2 separate regions of the Homo sapiens genome follow, and region 2 is linked to region 1. Evidence: read pairs that join two places in POLR2A ChIA-PET (ENCODE). Cell type or tissue: PC-9. All regions are shown on one strand. Each heading gives the region's core, and the rest is flanking DNA. Links, peaks and the distances in the headings are about the cores only.

The links. Peaks named below come from ENCODE experiments on the same cell type or tissue, not always from the same donor. Only the 100,000 strongest peaks of a DNase experiment are listed, where the experiment ranks them.
Region 2: POLR2A ChIA-PET joins it to region 1 with 18 read pairs; 4 of 35 experiments call an interaction of 5 or more read pairs at or near these places.

What each region holds. Positions count from the first base shown.
Region 1 is chr1:207,028,347-207,037,361 of GRCh38, forward strand. It overlaps C1orf116 (chromosome 1 open reading frame 116), which reads right to left and starts at 4,410. Exons shown (of 4, transcript NM_023938.6): 1 at 4,233-4,410. It also overlaps a transcript of PFKFB2 not described here. In PC-9, for the core only: no CTCF peak of the experiment used is centred there; DNase peaks (open chromatin) are centred at 2,285, 3,505, 4,505, 6,795 and 1 weaker place; H3K4me3 peaks cover 2,721 bases; H3K27ac peaks cover 5,633 bases.
Region 2 is chr1:206,949,168-206,957,980 of GRCh38, forward strand. FCAMR (Fc alpha and mu receptor) reads right to left here. Exons shown (of 8, transcript NM_001170631.2): 8 at 8,800-8,813. Among named protein-coding and RNA genes, the nearest start is that of PIGR, 7.1 kb to the left of the region's middle. RefSeq lists a silencer at 2,613-2,672. In PC-9, for the core only: no CTCF peak of the experiment used is centred there; DNase peaks (open chromatin) are centred at 3,284, 4,634 and 5,644; H3K27ac peaks cover 1,976 bases.

The sequences.
Region 1 (9,015 bases), core at 280-8,279:
CATGGGGTTATTGTGAGAACGTTTAAAACACTTTGCACAGAGCAAATTGTCACCTGCTATCACAGTCAATATCATCAACATCATCACAACCACCGCTACGATACCCATCTTTAACTCCCTAGCCTGGAGGCATGAACAGGGCACCTGCAGTGGTTGACACAAACCTATTTTCTTTCTAGTGAATCTCTTTCTTTCTAGTGCCTCTGTTGTTGCACACATTCCCAATGAGATTCCCTAGCCTATGTCAAATGAACAAGAGAAATGTCCCATGTAGCTTCCTCCCAACTCTAATTCCTTAGGGAAAAAAAGTTTCAATGTCATTGTAACAATAGTAGTAGCAAAGGAAGGCAGTGCCATCTTCCCTCTGAAAGTCCCAAGGATTTTGATGTGGCTGTTTGTGGGAAATACTCCACTGGAGATGGCAGGCCAGAAGTGAGTCTGCTATGTTAAAATGAAATTCTAAAAGAATTAAGATGAAAAGACAGTTCCAAGATCAAACAGAGAGTTGGAGGAGAGCCAGAATTAGAATAAAGTTTGTCTGATTCTAAATCCATATTTTCCTTATAATGCCATCCTATATTTTCTTTCATCTTTCCAACCCTCCCAACACTAGGTAAAATGTCCTAGAAGAAAACGTGATCTATTTGAGATCTGGAGGCTTGGGCTTTGGATGCCAGGGCAGATGTCCTCTTGGCCTCTGGTAATAATTGCTTCCAGTGCCAAAGTCAAGTTTGGGCTGGGTTGGGTGAGTCAGCTTTCCATCCCTATAGAGCTGGCAAGTATGGAGCCCCAAGGAGCTCCTCTTCTGCTTGGGAGGAGTCTCTTAAAAGGGGCAGGTATGGAGGGGCAGAACACTGGGGGGAAAACAGGAGAGATCCCTAGTGAGCCAGACATCTGGTTCATAGGGGTCCAGATCCTCCTAGGAGATAAGGAGGGGACTGGAGGGGCAGAGACACCAAAGAAGCCCAATGATAAATAAATGTGGGGTGAGGAAGCTCTTAGGGTTTCTTCATGAGGTTAGCTCCCCAATACCCAGAAGCTCAAAGAAACAGGAACATGAGAAATCATGTGGATGAAGTTCAGTCATCTCAGCTACCCACTCCATGAATGATGCCCAAGTTCAGGGAGGACTAACCCATTCCTAACATTGTGTAGGGTTGAGGCCACTATAGCAAAGGAGCTCCATCTCTGTGAGTCTAGGCACACAGAAAACACTCAAAAAATGCCGAATGAATGAACTTGCCATCTGTTCTAGGGTCTATTAGGTTGAGCTTTTGGAAGGCTTCTTCTTGGTTTCTAACCTATAACTGTCAGCTTTTACTTAAATACTTAATTTCCTGGATAATATATGGCTCAGTGAAATTTGGGCAATGTTTTCAGTTAAACTAACATTTATGAGCACCTAATAATAGGCGCTGGTGTTACAAAACTGTATAAGACAAAGGCATTGTTGTCAAAAAGTCAATGTAGATCTAAGGGTCTAGTTTTGGGCTCCAATTTTCTTCTCTGTAAAATCAGGGCAGTAAATATTTAAAGTGACTCACTGTAATTAACATCATATTCTCTATGAATGGGTGAGCAGATGCTGCCTCTTACTTTCAGAGAAAATTACTACCCTTGTGCTTCTAAGTATGCTTTAGACTTTACAGAGGTTTTCTAGTCTCTCTTTCCTACCAGGGAAGCTTATCACACTTTTGTTTCAGAACCTAGGATGTCTTCAAGTAGCTGGAAGAGATAAAAGTGGTAGGAAAAGCACTGCTTCACAAGAACACAGCATGCCATAGCTTGCAAAGTACTCTCAGATATGCTAATTCGATCTTCAGCATAAACTGGAAACATAGGCAGGATGTGACGTTTTCTTCATTTTACGGGTGAGAAAGTTATGGCTCTTACCACTAGCCCTTCCTAAGGGAAACAGGGAATGACCTATACATGCATATACAGGGCAGCCCTCCACAGGGCATTTCAGGGACTATCTGGATGCAAGAGGGGCATGCCCCCGAGAATGGTTACTAGCCACCCCTGACTAAAATACTAAAAGCCTTAAAACCCCCTTCTCCTTCTACTTCATACCTTAAACCCTGCAAATCATCTGCTTCAGCTTTATACTTCCAGACCAGTGTATTGCCCCAACAGCAGATATTTCTACAGTAAAGAAATGACACCAACTGCCAAGGAAGATCATGTCTTTAGGGATTACATAATCCCTGCACAGAGGAATCTGAACCTGAAACCAAAGCTGAGCGAGGCGCTGTCACCTCATCTCCATACCTAGTTTTCTGACCTAAAGAATCTTAATGGTGAAAGCTGCATTTCCTTTCACCGACTTCACAACCTTGAACCTTGGGGCTCTTTCAGGGCAGCCATCGAAACCCTGATAAGAAGACTGAGAAACAAACAAAACACTCAAGGTGAGAGTTTGGTATCTTAACCCTTGACCTCTTTGGGAACTTAACGGGAGGAGGGAATGGGTTAAGAAATATGCAGCACCTATAGTCAGGGCCACCCATCCAAAGACACATTAAATATTAACTACACCACTGACTAAAATACTAAATACTGCCAAGCCTTGGAGGAGAGGAAATAAAGAACAGTTCAAGTTCTGGCATCTGGAGATGGTGGGGTGGGGAGAGGGCTCCAGCTCCATTCCAGGTTGGCTTGTCTGTACCTTCTAATCAGACCCAGGTCCCTCTCATCCTCCTCCCACGAACCCCCCACATGTCCTCCAAGAGCTTTGCCTCTCTGCCTACTAGTCAAAGAGGTTTCCTGTCTTTCAATCCAGGTGTCTTTGCTTCTTGTTGACTACCCAGAAATGTGCCTTGGGCTGGAAAATATCCTAAGAAAAATAGCAGAATGACTAAAACTTGCACAGTTTGCATATCTGTCTCCATGAACACATGGGCAAGTTTCTGTGTGTGTTTAGGCAACATTATCATCTTCCCTTTCACCAGTGTGTTTGAGGGAAGGAGCAGGTAGAAATACCCTCTGCATAGCAGAGCTTTGTTAGACACTGCCAGTGGTCTTTATTCCTAAATTCACCATCTAGGGCAGCCCTCAGTCTGTGAGTGTGGGGTGTTGGCTCTGTGGTGTGAGGTGAGCTCAAGCCTAAATCTCCAGTTGCCAGGACTGGAAAACCCATATATTCACTCAGGGCTGCGTGTGCCAGGCCCTTGAGCCTGGCACTGAGGGCTTCCCACTTCCCTCTTCTCTGCAGCAGGAGGAAAAGAGTCAAAGTTAGGGACCAAAGGGTTAAACCCCCCAAGATGGATAATGGAGAGGCAACTTGCTACTCTGACTCGACTCCTACATCTGCCTTCCTTCTGCAGGTAAATCTGCCACACAAACTGCCAACTGGGACACCTGCAGGAAAACAAACAAAGCCACCACCCTGGTCTGCTTCTCTGTCTGTGGACTCTGCCACACTACCTTGGCTTGAGCCCCACTTGGAACTCTAACTAGACTTGACATGCAGCCACGAAATATTCATGTGGGTGAGGCTCGGCACAGCCAGGTAGCTTTCTGTTTGCCAGTCTCTGTGTCTATTAACAGGCTGAGTCAGAAAGTTAATTGAGTAGAATCCAAATAAACTTGACTTTGCAGCTAGATTATCCATGGGTTTTCCAAAGATGAGCTGGTAGCTGAAGTTTTCTCCATGTGCCCCAACCTCATATCCCTTTACAAACAACCTAGTACAGCTCATGCCTAACACACCTGTACACAGAGAGCTCCATTATCACATGAGCATGATCAAACACACACACACATTGCACCCATTATTTAAATAAAGATCGACACCGAGTTGGTAAAGCCACGGGAGAATTTCCTGTTACAGTCGCTATGGAAAACCAAGATACTCTCCCCCATTTTGACTCCCTCTATTTCAACTGTTCTTTTCTAAAATCACAACTCAATTTCAATTGTTCAGAGATGGAAATTTCCAAAACAAATCTATTTTCTTTTTCTTGTTGTTTGCACAATATGCCTATCCAACCTAAAGGGATAAATGAAAAAGAAGGTGCCTCCCAGCCCCAGTCTCCACAAAAACACTACAATCTCAAGTTGCTACCAACCTGATCTGATCCCAGAATGGACTCAGAGAATTGAGGAACAGAGAGGAAATCTCCCTAGCTGGGGTATAGAGGGACACCTCCCCTCCCCTGTAGCTCTGATTTCCCATGAAACCCCTTCCTATTGCTATAGGATAAGCAATAGTTGGTTAGTGATTAACTCACCTCCACTGGGTTGGGGGCTGAAGAGAGAAAAGAAATACCCTTTTGTTTCAAAGGGCAGAGATGGAGACAGAGGCTGCTTCCCCTGCCTCCTACTGTTTTCTTCTCCTTTTGAGCTCCTCCTGACTTACCTAGATAGGTAAATGCTTCATCTGTGCTGCCTGGCCCCCACCCTGCCACTGACTCAGCCAATCCTAGCCTCCCCTCCCTACCTCTCATTCCAGCTGTTTCCTCAGGGAGGGAATGGGAGGGGAATGAGCAGGGTGGTGCTGTTCCCTCTTAGCCAATCATCTCCTACCCTCCCCTTTCCTGTTTAGAGCTAATAAAGAGCTCTTTAAAAAAGGAGGGCTGGAAGGAGGAGGAGCCGGTTTGGGCTGAGACTGGAAGGACAGGTGGCAGGGAGGGAGTAGGCAGAGATAGTATATATATTTAATGTTGATATAAAGGAACGCAGACAGTCCTCTGGGCAGTGTGCTTTTCCATAGGTCTATGTGAAACAGGTTTTTCATCTAGAACTACCTTCTTCCGCTTGGAGCTTAGTTTTCCCCTGAATTCTCTAGGCTAAACTCATTTGTGTTCAGTTTTGCTGCTAGCTTTTCTAGATGTTGAAAGTCACTTTCTTCCCCAAGCCTAATCCTAGCTCATAAGCCTAGCAATTCCATTCATGTCCACTGAAGAAGGTGTCCCCAGGCTAGGGATGCTGTAGTTGGGCCAGTCTCGCCCCAGTGCTTGCCAACAATCTCCTTGGCCTAATTTATTTCTGGGGGAAATAAAACCATTCATCCCCTAAGAGGTCCGTGTCCTGATGAAAGAGTGACTGGACAGCTTGAAAGGAGAGAGCATGCACTCTGTCATTTGGTCCTCTGCTCTCTTTTGGCTGTTCATGGAAGGTGGCAATACATATTATGAAATAAAAACAAAACAAACTACCAACCAGTTTAGCAACTCTTGTCTCCTTTCATGGACTGATACTTGGCATTCGTAGGGAGAAGAGAGTAGGTAGAAGAATCTACTATTTTTGGGAAGAAATTTCCCACCAGGTACAGAGACCACTCTTAACAGATATGATTTTTGCCTGGAAGCTGGTTTTTCCTACAGGTAGATTATCCTTGATAGGTATCAGGATTTGAGGTATTCCACTTACTAGCATTAAAAGGTCAGGGAGAAAATTTAAAATCAATGTACACAATAATTGCCAAAATGTATTAAGCTCTTGCTATTTGCTAGGTATTGTGCTGAGCATTTTCATGTATCTTTTAATTTAGTCTTTAACTTAAAAAAGTAGGCATTTGTTAATATCTAAATTTTACAGGGAGGTTAAAAATCTTTTTCAAGGCCATGTAGCTAGGAAGAGGCAGGGCAGAGATTTTAATTCAGGCAGTATAACATCAAGGTTGCTATGAATCAGCATAATGCCAATCCGCCTCTATTTTGGAAGGAATCTCAAGTGGGAATCATGAAATACACAGATAATTTGCAAGTGTAATTCTAGCTATTAGATTCGTCCTTTTCTGTTTCATTTCCTACTTAAAGCTATTAATATGTTTTATAACAAGACGACACATGGCTTTCATCTTTTCTCTTTCTGTGATCATGGTTGGATAGGAAATAAAAAGGGCAGTGATCCTGGGGCCAAGGTAAAGATGAAGTGGAGCAGGACTAATGGATAGGAAGGAGGTTGGAGGAAGCCTGGGATAACCCAGTACCCTATCAGCAGCCTATGGATATCACAGCTGAATGAGCACTTCGGGCTATGACCTCTTTCCCTGGTGTGTCATTCAAACATATATGATGTCATAATACTAACAAAACAGGAAGGGCATCTCCAAATCAGCAGTTCAGTGCAACCAGAGTCACACCCATGGATGAAGTCAATGAAGTTGATCCAGCTCCATAGGTGTGTGATTTGAACATTTGCTAAAAAAATGAATTGACTTATGAGAATTAACTTCCAAGAGGATAGTAGGCAACAGTCTTATTTGTGAACAGACACAGTTTTTCAGTTATAATAAAATTAGGATAACTAGGAGGAACCCCTATCTTTTACCAGGTAGAAGCAGGGACATAGACAAAAATCATCTTTCCCTTCCTCCCTTTCCTCTCAAAAACTTTTTCTTTTTGTAAATTATGAAATATTTCAGATACACTGACATAACAAACATAACCGTACCTAACATCCAGTTCAGGAAATAAAACATAAACATCACAGTCGAAGTTACTTACAAGCCTTGAGCCTCCCCTCCCTGCAAACACATATATGTCCTAGCTGAAATAAATCACTATTTCAAATTTTCTTTTTTCCATTCTCCATGTACTTAAATGTTTTCCCTGGAATTCATATTGTTTTTGCTTTGTTTTATTTTTGCTTAGAAATATACCAAGTCTCTAACATTCCAAGAGAGTTGGAAAGGAGGCCTGGACTACAGAAAAGGGAGGATTTCCAAAGTCAGTCAAAAGCCTGAAAGAATAAGACTTCCTGGTTGATATAGGTCATCATTTGAGGGGGTATGTGTGTCATTGCTCTTAGTATGTAAATGCCTGTTTGATGACCAGACTCTGTGGAAACTAATTACAGCCCAGCTCACCTGACTCATCTGTTCTCTCCTTCTCCATTCTTGCATGCTGTTGTGGTCATCTCTTTGACTGTCAGAGGCTAGTTTATGATTTCCTTTCTCAGTACAACCTCCCCACTTAGGCACCTCCCTTCCCTCTAAGTGCACATGCAAGGTGTGTTAGTCCATTTGCATTGCTATAAAGGAATACCTGAGACCTAGTAATTTATAAAGAAAAGAGGTTTGGCTGGCATGGTGGCTCATGCCTGTAATTCCAGCACTTTGGATGGCCAAGGCAGGGGGATTGCTTGAGCTCAGGAGTTGGAGACCAGCCTGGGCAACATGGCAAAACCCTGTCTCTACTAAAAGTACAAAAATTAGCCAGGTATGGCAGTGCGCACCTGCAGTCCCAGGTGCTCGTGGGGTGAGGCGAAAGGATGGCTTGAGACCGGGAGATCAAGGCTGCAGTGAGCCATGATTATGACACTGCACTCCAGCCTTGGTGACAGAGCAAGACCCTGTCTTAAAAACAAACAAACAAACAAACAAAAAAAACAAAAAAAGAAAAGAGGTTTGTTTTGCTCATGATTCTACAGGCTGTACAGGCATGGTGCTAGCATCTGCTAAGCTTCTGGTAAGAGTCTCAGGAAGCTTACAATCGTAACAGCAGGCAAAGGGAGAGCAGGCAGTGTCACACGGTGAGACAGGGAGCAAGAGAGAGGAAGGAGGTGCTAACATGCGTACTCAGTATACATTTATTAATATTTATTTTATTTGCTATAATGACTCATTATTAACAATAGACAGGGCCATGGAACATACACTTATCACATAGTACGTTAGTCTGTTTGCATTGGTGTAAAGGAATACCTGAGACCTAGTAATTGATACGGAAAAGGGGTTTGGCTGGGCATGATCTCATGTGAGAACTTAGAACTTACTCATTACAAAAGGACAGCACCAAGACATTCATGAGGGATCTGCCCCCATGACCCAAACGCCTCCCACTAGGTCCACCTCCAACTTTGGAGGTCACATTTCAACATGAGATTTGGAGGGGACAGAACATTCACACTATATCACATGGCAAAAACTCTAAGCATGGCAGACTGAATAGACTGTAACCACTTGTCTCCTACCTGCTGGTGTCTTGGTTCCCAGAAATGTCACATTTAATGGTTGACTCCACATGTCAGCATTTCCTGCTCTTGCTTTTGATTTGGTGTTACTGGATTCCTTTGAGTCACTAACATCTTTATGTTGATCGCATAACAGGCAGATTAGTACCACTATAACTTCATGAGTAACAACCTCAAATGGGTACTTTATACTTCAGGCAATTACTACTTTTCTCTAGGAAGCTGGATTTCCCATTTTCTGAGACCACTCTTTTTCTCTCTCCATAAACTGTCTACCTCTCTTTCACTCCATTTTCATATAACAACTTTGTCACCAATTTTGAAAGCTTCAGTATGACAACAGTAGTCAAGAGGCAGGAATGCCACATTCCCATCCCCAAATTTACAAACCTAACTTCCTCTGCACCCATTTTCTTCTTTTTTCCTGTCAGTACAACAACAACAAAAACCATGTTTTTCCTATAAAATCCTGTCATCCATTGTGTGTGCTCTGAATCTCATTTCACCAACTCTATCCCTGTAACCTTCTCTCCTGCATCATCATTTTGACCTTTCTCCTAAAATAATTCCCATCAGCTTTTTAAAATCTGCTGTCAGTTACCACACATCCAACTGCTTGTTAACTAATTTGTTAAAAATTACTTGAAAGTTAGCAGCTCACTAACTTCCGAAATGTTGTTGCTATTATTTACCCCACTATCTCTTTGTCCTTGAGTGTAATTCCATTACTATCATTTTACTGAAGTTTTGGGAGAGTGGAGGTTAGTGAATATGTTCAACTTGTTATCTTTAACCAGACATCCCTATTTACTCTTCAACTCATTTCTATCTGGCTACTTTCTCCTTGACTCCCCTAAAACAGCTCATGCTAAGGTCATCAATGAACTCCAGTTTGCCAAATCCTATAGACTGTTTGAATTCTTCTCTATCTTGTCTTTCTATAACATCCAACACAGCTGGCCACTTTCAGTTTTTTTAAAAAACTATTTTCTCTTGAATTCCATGACATAAAGTTCTCTTGCTTCTCTAATCTCTCCTGAACCCTCAGTTATCCTTGGTGGCTCTTTCTTCAACTAACTTTTAAATGCTAGTTCT
Region 2 (8,813 bases), core at 814-8,813, 79 kb before region 1:
CTGTCTTAGCTGACCCATGTCAGACACACACACATACACATACACACACACACACCCCACATACCTGGAGCCCACTGATCCTACTGATCCAGTTTACAGAAAGGGGAAAATGAGAAGTAGAGCCCTGGGAAGAGGCAGGGAGTCAAAAATCCTACGTCCTATTCTGGGCTCAGCCACACGCCGGTGGTGTGATTGGACTCACTTGCTTCCCCTCTCGCACTGTGGTTTCCCCATCTGGAACCCAGTGGCCCTAAAATAGTACTATTTCTCAGCCCTGGGGGAGGAGGGACAGGCCAAGAGAGTCCATTGCCCAAATCAATAATAATGATGATAACAGCAGTGATTATACTTTCCAAACTTACAACACTTCATCTGCTCAACCCTCCCTGCTTCTTTTAAAGTAATCATACAAGAAAATATACCAGCAGAAGAACAGCTTCTCACTGGACTTTCCTGACTCTGGGACTCAGCATAAGTCACTGTGGAACACCTTTGTTTTGTTCCTGATTCTGCCTCTAATTGCCGAGTGACCTTTGCCAGATCACTTCATCCTGTAGGTCTGCAGGATTGTTTGTTCCATCAGAGGACAGTGCCAAATTGTTCCCAAGGCTCTTTCAGTTCTAGGATTCTGTGTTTTGGTTGAGCACCGTATTAGTTTCTGACAGCTGCTATAACAAATTAACACAACTTTAGTGGCTTAAGAAAACAGAAATGTATGCTCTTTCTGTTCTGGAGACCAGAAGCCTGAAATCAAGGTGCCAGCAGGGCCACCCTCCAGGCTCTAGACGATAATCCGTTGCTTGCCTCTTCTAGCTTCTGGTTGCTGCTGACATTCTTTGGTGTTCTTTGGCACGTAGCTGTGTCACTCCAACCTCTGCCTTCATAGTCACATTGGCTTCTGTGTATGTCTCAAATAACTCTCTGTTTCTCTGTTATATGGATGGTATTTAGGGCCCACCCAGCTAATCCAAGATGATGTCCTCATCTCAAGATCCTGAACTTCATCACATCTACAAAGACTCTTTTCCAAATAAGGTCACACTTCTGGGCTCCAGAGATTGAGACATAGACAAACCTTGGGGAAGAGGGATGGTGGTTATTTCTCGGCCTACCAACCATGACAAGCTCAAGGTCCAGGGAGATTTGAGACATGCAGGAGAGTGCACCCCTGTTCCACAAGGGCAAGTAGTCCAATTGAGAAGTCATCACTCACATGCAATACTGTCAAGGAACAACACAAGCCAGGAGGTAGCAAGCATAGAGAGCCTGTGTAGCCTTGGGAAAAGAGCAGGGGCTCTGGACCTCGACGCCCTGGGTTCACATCCAAGCCTTACCACCTGCCAGCCAGGGAACCTTGAACAAATTATTTAATGTCTCTGGGGAAAATTATACTTACTGTATAGGTATGTTATAAAGATTAAGTATAGGCCAGGTTCAGTGGTTCACACCTCTAGTCCCAGCACTTTGGGAGGCCAAGGTGGGAGGATCACTTGGGGTCAGGAGTTGGAGACTAGCCTGGGCCACATAGCAAGACCCAGTCTCTACAAAAACAAAAAAATTAGCCAGGGTGGTGGCACACCCCTGTAGTCCCAGCTACTTGGGAGGCTGAGGTGGGAGGATTGCTTGAATCCAGGAGTTGCAGTCTGAAATGAGCTATGATTGCACCATTGCACTCTGGCCTGGGTGACAGAACAAGACCCTATCTCCCCAAAATAAAAATCTAAAAAAAGATTAGCTATAATATGTTCAGTGACTAGCATCTAATAGGCGCTTATGATTCAGCAGCAAATAAACGGGACAGCAAAAGGCAAGTGTGTGTGTGTACATGCATACGTGTCTGGCACTGTCTGCTAAGACAGTTTTGGAGACTACTAGGAGCATGTACCAGAACATGATGGCGTAACTAGAGTGATTCTCCACTGAATGATGAAGGACCAAGAACAGAAAAGTGAAATGACTTGCTCCAGTTTGCACAGGAGGTCATCACACAGATGGGTCTAGAACCAAGGTTTTCTAGAAAGCATTTTCCTCCACTTCCCAAAACTTTTGCTGTCAGGATGAATTTTTTGGATGATATTTCTACAGACAGCAAGGGACGTCCGTTTACACCCTTGGTTTAGCCAGAGAATATTGCAGATGACCAAGCCCACAGGCTCACACAAATCCAACCCTTCAGGCTGTCTTTAGCTTGATGCTCCACAACCATGGGTTGACACAATCACCAACAGAGAAAGGGAAGCTAGATAGCCCTTCTTCACTCTCCACTGCTCAGCGGGCATCCCTCCACATGGATGGTTCCTTTGAGTGTGGCTTTTGCCATAAAAATGAGATAAGAGGGACAGAGGAAATGCTCTTTACTGCCAACTCTCTGCTCCTATGTACAGATCTTCACCTGAGTCAATGTTTAACCCCTGACTGGAGTCAATGTTTAATCCCAGGCCAGCCAGCCCTGCAATCCAGCATTCCTCATCTAGCCTAAAATACAGAGTCATTTTAGAATCAACCACTGAAGAATAAAATTGTGACTGAATTTGCCAAAGCTAAATAAACTCTCCCCCCCTTTTTAGAGGATACTGGCTGTTTGGAATTATTCATGCTACCTGTTCCCATTAGCAGATAGTGGTATGGCGTTTGCTGACCCTAGCTGTCACTCAGTGGTAGGAGCACAGCGTTTATTCTTCCTGTTTCAGTTCTTCCTTTTGGGCTGGGGGAGAAGAGCATTGGGTGGGGACCACTGCCCTTGTTACCCAGCTGGCAATGCTGCTGGCTGGCAACATGCTTCCTTGTGAAGCCACTACTTGGAATCCCACTAGGGGAGCTGGAACTTGAATGTTCCGGTTGGCTGCATTTAGGCATGTTTTCTGGGAGTTTCTGAGCCCAGATTTATGTTCAAAGGCCTAAACCTTTTCCCAGGTGAGTCTCCCTATTAAGGGGCAGGTGGGAGAGGGAAGAGTTCATTAGAAAGACCCTGACTATTGGTGATTCTCTAGGGGCTTCCTAGAGTCCTTCCTAAAGAGCTCAGGGCATATGGCATGTACAAATGGGCAGCATTGTGTCAACTCTAAGAACAACATTAATCAGGGAAGTCAAAGGATGGCAAGCTGGGTGGTAGCGTGCAGGGACGTGAAGAGGGAAGGAAGGCCGCTGTCAGATTAGCAGCTCTAGTCTTCAGTTGGTGTTGGAGAGGTGACTCACTGGCCAAACGTGTGCATGCAATGCTCAAATCTTTTCACTTTCCTCTATGAACACACTGAGGCCCTGCCTTCTCCTTGACCACCTGCCTCCCTGTGTCACTGCCCTGATGTCCCATTCTTCACTGTTTTCCTAGCTCAGCTGCCTCTCAGTCAGAAAGTGAAAACAACATTTCTTCTGGGGCTCCCAGAGTGGGGAGGTTGTTGCTACCCTTTCTCATTTTGGCTGGTGAAAGAGTGAAGGTAGAAACTGTGGTAAGAGCCCCCTGAGATTGCCTGTGTCCAGCCCTGAGGAGCCTGCCGTGGGGAGCGGGGAGTGAAGTGGAACATAAAAGGCCCTGGAGGCTGGGTGTGGTGGCCCACACCTGTAATCCCAGCACTTCAGGAGGCCAAGTGAGGCGATCACTTGAGGCCAGGAGTTCGAGACCAGCCTGGCCAACATTGTGAAAAATACTCTACTAAAAATACAAAAGTTAACCGCGCATGCTGGCGTGCTCCTGTAATCCCAGCTACTCAGGTGGCTGAGGTAGGAGGACTGCTTGAACCCTGGAGGTGGAGGTTACAGTGAGCCAAGATTGTGCCACTGCACTCCAGCCTGGACGAGGGAGCGAGAGTCTGTCTCAAAAATAAATAAATAAAAAAAATATTTAAAAAAAAAAAAAGAAAGAAAAAGGCCCTGGAAATGGAAAGTCAGCCATGGTCCAAAAGCTCTCTCAATTCTTCTTTGGGTCTAGTCTCTACACTCCAAAGAGCTTTGATTCTCTGTTTCTGAGAGGCAGGGACATATGAGCAAACCTTTTTTGAGGTTACCCAACCATTGTCCTATGTGCTGTTACCTCCACACCCTGGCTAGGGAGAAGCGGAAGGAGGAAGATTTTTGGAGTAGACATCCAAAGTCAATAGGTGGAGTGTCAGGTGACTGGGCCCAGCCCCTCTCATAAGCCACTGGGGTCCTGCTGAAGACTTGCTGTTTCCTTGTTCCTGGTCTGAGCCTGGCTCTCGGCCCAAGGCTTGCCTGACAGGCAGCGATTGGAAAAATAGCCCCTGTAATCCCCTGCAGCCTGTGTTCATCTGAGCCTCAATGTTCCCATCTCTAGAATGGGAGTATGTTTCTTTTTGGTGATGTATATTGTAATTAATTTGTAGTTGTCTGTACTCCACTGGCAGAGGTAGGGAAGGAAAGTGCTGGCCCCATAAAATGTTTAGATTAGTTGCATTTGCTAATCAGTCTGATCTTCCCATGCCAGGCCCTAAAGAAGCCACAGTCTGAATTCTTTTTCTTGAACTCTTGTCTGAAATGAAACACAGTATCTTCAGACAAATTAGAGCATTCTGAAAACACCTTTGGACACAGTAGTCCTAGCTTTCTTCCTCTTCTCTAAAGTACTCAAGGTTAGGAAGCCAGAAGTTTGCCACTCAGGGAAAGAAGTAGCCTTTGTTTGACCCTCTATGCTCACAGCAGAACTGGTAGATCTGGATAGAGGTAGCAAGTAAGTGAGCAGTGGGAACAAGGCCAGAGGTGGCAGAGGCAGAACATAGAAGAGTTCAGATCCTACTCAGTAAATGTGTGTCTTTTTGTTGTTGTTGTTTGTAGAGATGAGGTCTCACTATGTTGCCCAGGCTGGTCTCAAGCGCCTGGCATCAAGTGATCCTCCTGCCTCACGCTCCCACAGTGCTGGGTTTACAGGCATGAGCCACGGTGCCTGGCTTCAATCAATGTCTTTGATGCAATGCATCCAGGAGGCAAACAGTGGTCTGCAGGCCAGGGGCATTGGCACTGGTGATCACCACATGCCTGTAGAGGTGCAGCATGGGGTTCTCTCCTAAGGCTGCCGCTTCTCTGCTGCCCACATGGGTTTCAGCTGGCCCCTTAGAGAGTAGGCAGTAGGATGACAGCTCATCATACTGCTGACAGTGAAGGGAGCAGGCTGGCCCGGGAAGGCCAGCACCTGTAAACCAAGCTGTGTCACTGTATGAAAAATGAAGAGCTTGGTGGTGCTGGACCCTGAATGCAGGGTTTGTTTCTTTCTGAGTAGAATCTCCATTCTCCATTCCACATTAGTCATGCTTTCAGCTCTGGGATATCTGTACCAGGTGAGCACAATCAAATAACCTGTGTCTACTTGGCTGCAGTGCGTTATGGGTCTCTCTGTGGAGGTATCTTCCCCTAGGGCCTGACTGAGGCTGTTATTAAACTGATTTTTTATGTCTCAGACCACAGTGGGCTATTGGAGGAGAGGAAGAAACCTCCAACGTATTAGCAGAGAGCTCTCAAAAGTTGGCTTAGAGTCATGCATTTGCCCCGAGTAAGCTGAGACAGATGGACATCCCCACAAATAAAGATCTGAGCTCCTTTTATACATATGTCAGCAAGGACCTCAGGGCTGGTGCCTGAATTTTTAGCTCTAGTTCCGGCTCTCTGAACTTTTTTTTTTAATGCCTCATTAGGCCAGGGTTGTAATAAACTAGTTAGGTGACTAAAGAGAACCAATTCCTGGAAATGATTATGAAACCTTCCATGCACGAGCCTAAGAAAAAGAGAGAGAGAAAGACAGAGAGAGGGAGAGAGAGAGAGAGAGAGAGAGAAAGAAAGAAAGAAGCAAACCTTTAGAGCTTTACACAGGAAGGGACCTGACCAGATACTCAGACTATACATCCAAGCAAGGGGGAAGGCAGGGGACACAAAGATCGAGAATGCAGCTGTGGAGGTGAGGTGCTTTGCATGAAGTCCCAGTGTGCCCTTTCCTGAGTAGTGTAACTTAACTTCTCTGGTCCTCAGATTTCCCATCTATGAAATGGGAATGATCACACCTACCTTACAGAAATGTTACCGTAACTGTGATACACAATGTGAAAACACCTAGGATAGTGCCTGCTGTGCAGAAACACGTTAACAAGCAGTAGCAGCGTTAGTAAGTAACAGTGTAAAGTGAACTGCAGAAATGCACCCGAACCTGAGAATCTGCTTGATCTTGTGAAAATCAATGGTCTCCCTGCATCCTCGATTAGATTCTAATCCTAAGTTAGAAATCCCCAGGGAGGCTTCCCTGATTCTGGCCTAGGGATAGATGTTTGCCTGCCCCTCATCTCAGTGGTATAGGCATCATGCTAGCCGGAGGTATAAGATGAAAAACAACAGCACTGACAATACCAAGTGGTGGAGGTGGCCTCCTCTGCCAGTTTGGCCTCTGGCCCTTTAAATCAACCCTCCTGACTACTCCATGGATCAGTTAGCCCATAAAGGAGAGCTGTGAACACTTGGGGCTTCCCCGCTTCTCTCCCTGAAAGTTCTTACTCAGATCTTATCTCTGCCCCCTCCAAACTCTTGGCCCTGGGACTCTAATCTGGCCCTGCCCTGGCCTTTTGAACTCTTACCAGCTCCACCTCTGGTGGAGCTTAACTTTCCCTATAACGGCCTCCCTGCTAGAAACGCTCCTGGCTCTAGCCACGTGGCCAACACTCTTGCTGGGCTGGTTGTCTCCTCCCTCCCCTTCTTCCCCCAAGATGGGGTAGTCAGACAGAACATTCTAGCTGCTGAATTCCACAATGAAAGTATTAGAGCCGTTTGGAGGAAGGAGAGGTCCTGGAGAAAGGTGGTCAGGGAAGCCCTTGAGGAAGAATAGGATCTGATCTCCAGATCCGAGTGGGAACAAAAGAGTCCTGTACAATTTCATGGCTTAGTCCAGGGACTGGCAGATTCTGGCTCAAGGGCCAAATCCAGCCTCCCTCCTGTTTTGGGAAATAAAGTTTTGTTGGAACACAGCTGCGGTCATTTGTTTCTCGATTGCCTGGCTGCTTTTGTGCTGCAACGGCAGAACTGAGTAGTTGCCATAGAGACTGTATGGCCTGCAAAGCCTAAAATGTTTACCATGTGGCCCTTTACTGAAGAGTTGGCCAACCCCGGGTTTAGTGCATCAGGCTTCCCCAAACAGTGATGTGAGGAACTCCAGCCCCTTGGGACTGCTTCAATCAAACACAATAATCCAACACATCTGGGAAACACACATTATGTCCCCATCCCGAGGTGTGAAAACCCAGGGTGTTTCACAATACACCTCCATATAGCAAAGGCTCCAAAAGATCCTGCATAGAAGAATGTTTGTGGTTTCCCAGCATTTCCAAAACTTCATTAATCTACCAAACCTCCTTTTCCTCAGAACACCTTTTCACATCCTGAGAATCTAGCATTAGAAACAGTCTGGGTGCTGGGCCCATCCCTGCCACAAATGAGAACCAATTCCTGGGAATGATCATGAAACCTTCCATGCACAAGCCTAAGAGAGAGAGAGAGAAAGAAGTGAGCCTTTAGAGCTTTACACAGGAAAGGACCTGACCAGATACCTAGATCATAAATCCAAGCAAGGGGCACGGCGATCCAGAACATAGCTGTGGAGGTGGGCTGCTCCGAGTGGCCTTTGCTGAAGTACACACCTTGCAGAGCCTGCTCCCTCATTGGTTGAATAGGATCCATGATGTCTGTCCTATCTCCGTTACAGGATTATTTGGGGCAGGTCATTGAGAAAGCGAACAGGAAAATAGTCTCGAGGGACGACTGTGGTATCCTTGATTTTTGACAGTGAGTTTTGCTTTGGTACAATGCTCAGCAATGGTGAAGTGAAAAAGGCCCTGAACCAAGGTCACGAGTTCTCTTTGCTAGTCCTCACAGTGCTATAACTAACTGGGTTAACTGGGTGACTTTAAACAAGCGCCCCCCACCTGTACCCTTAACCCTGTTGGGCCTCAAGTCCCTCTCTTCTAGAATGAGGATATTAGACTAATCTCTAAAGATCTGTTAGCTCTGAAATTCTGCGATTCCATGTGGTTAGATGTGTGCAATTTTCCTACTTATCCAAAACAACAGGTTTCTCTTATAAGCCATAAAACCGGCATCTCCTTGATTTTCTTTGTACAGTGTCTGTGTTCAGAACCAGATATAAGGGGGTATTACTGAAGGATTTCTGTGCTGCTGACAGCTTAGAAGGCAGGACTAAGCCTTCTGGAAATGTCTACCTGGCAATTCTCAACTCGATATTGGTGCCTATTTTTCCTTTCTGCCTCCACCGCTCAGGCTGTTCCATCCAACAATGGAGCCCAGACAGTTTGCCAGCGGATCTGGCAAAAGAAAATAGTGGATGTGATTCCTGGAAAGGCAGTGGGGCCTAGGGTGGAGCGAAAGTTCCCTGACAAGCATGAGGTGATGTAGTTACAGGGCAGAATCCACATAAAATTCCTCTCTTTTGTCTCCCACCTCACCCCCAAAAACCATTTTCCAGCTTCACCAACAGTCCTCCATATCGAGGATTTATAAGCAGCTGAACAAGAGGGCCTTTATGAAGAAAGCAAGAATCTACTGAAAATACCCTGCTCCTCCATGAATGTAGGAAAATCCCAGAAAATCTTGGCCGGGTCAAAAGGTCTACGGCACAATAAGCCTGGGTCCAAATGGGGCGGGATGATGTGAGGAATGGGTGTTTGCCCTTTTGATCTCAGCGGAGAAACCAGCTGCCTGTGGGGTCATCTAGGGGACTCCCAAAAGGAGGGGCAGAAGCCCAGGGGGACCCAGAGTTCTTGCAGAGGAAGGGTGCCTAGAGGCCACTGAGCCCCCAAGTCAATCAGACACAG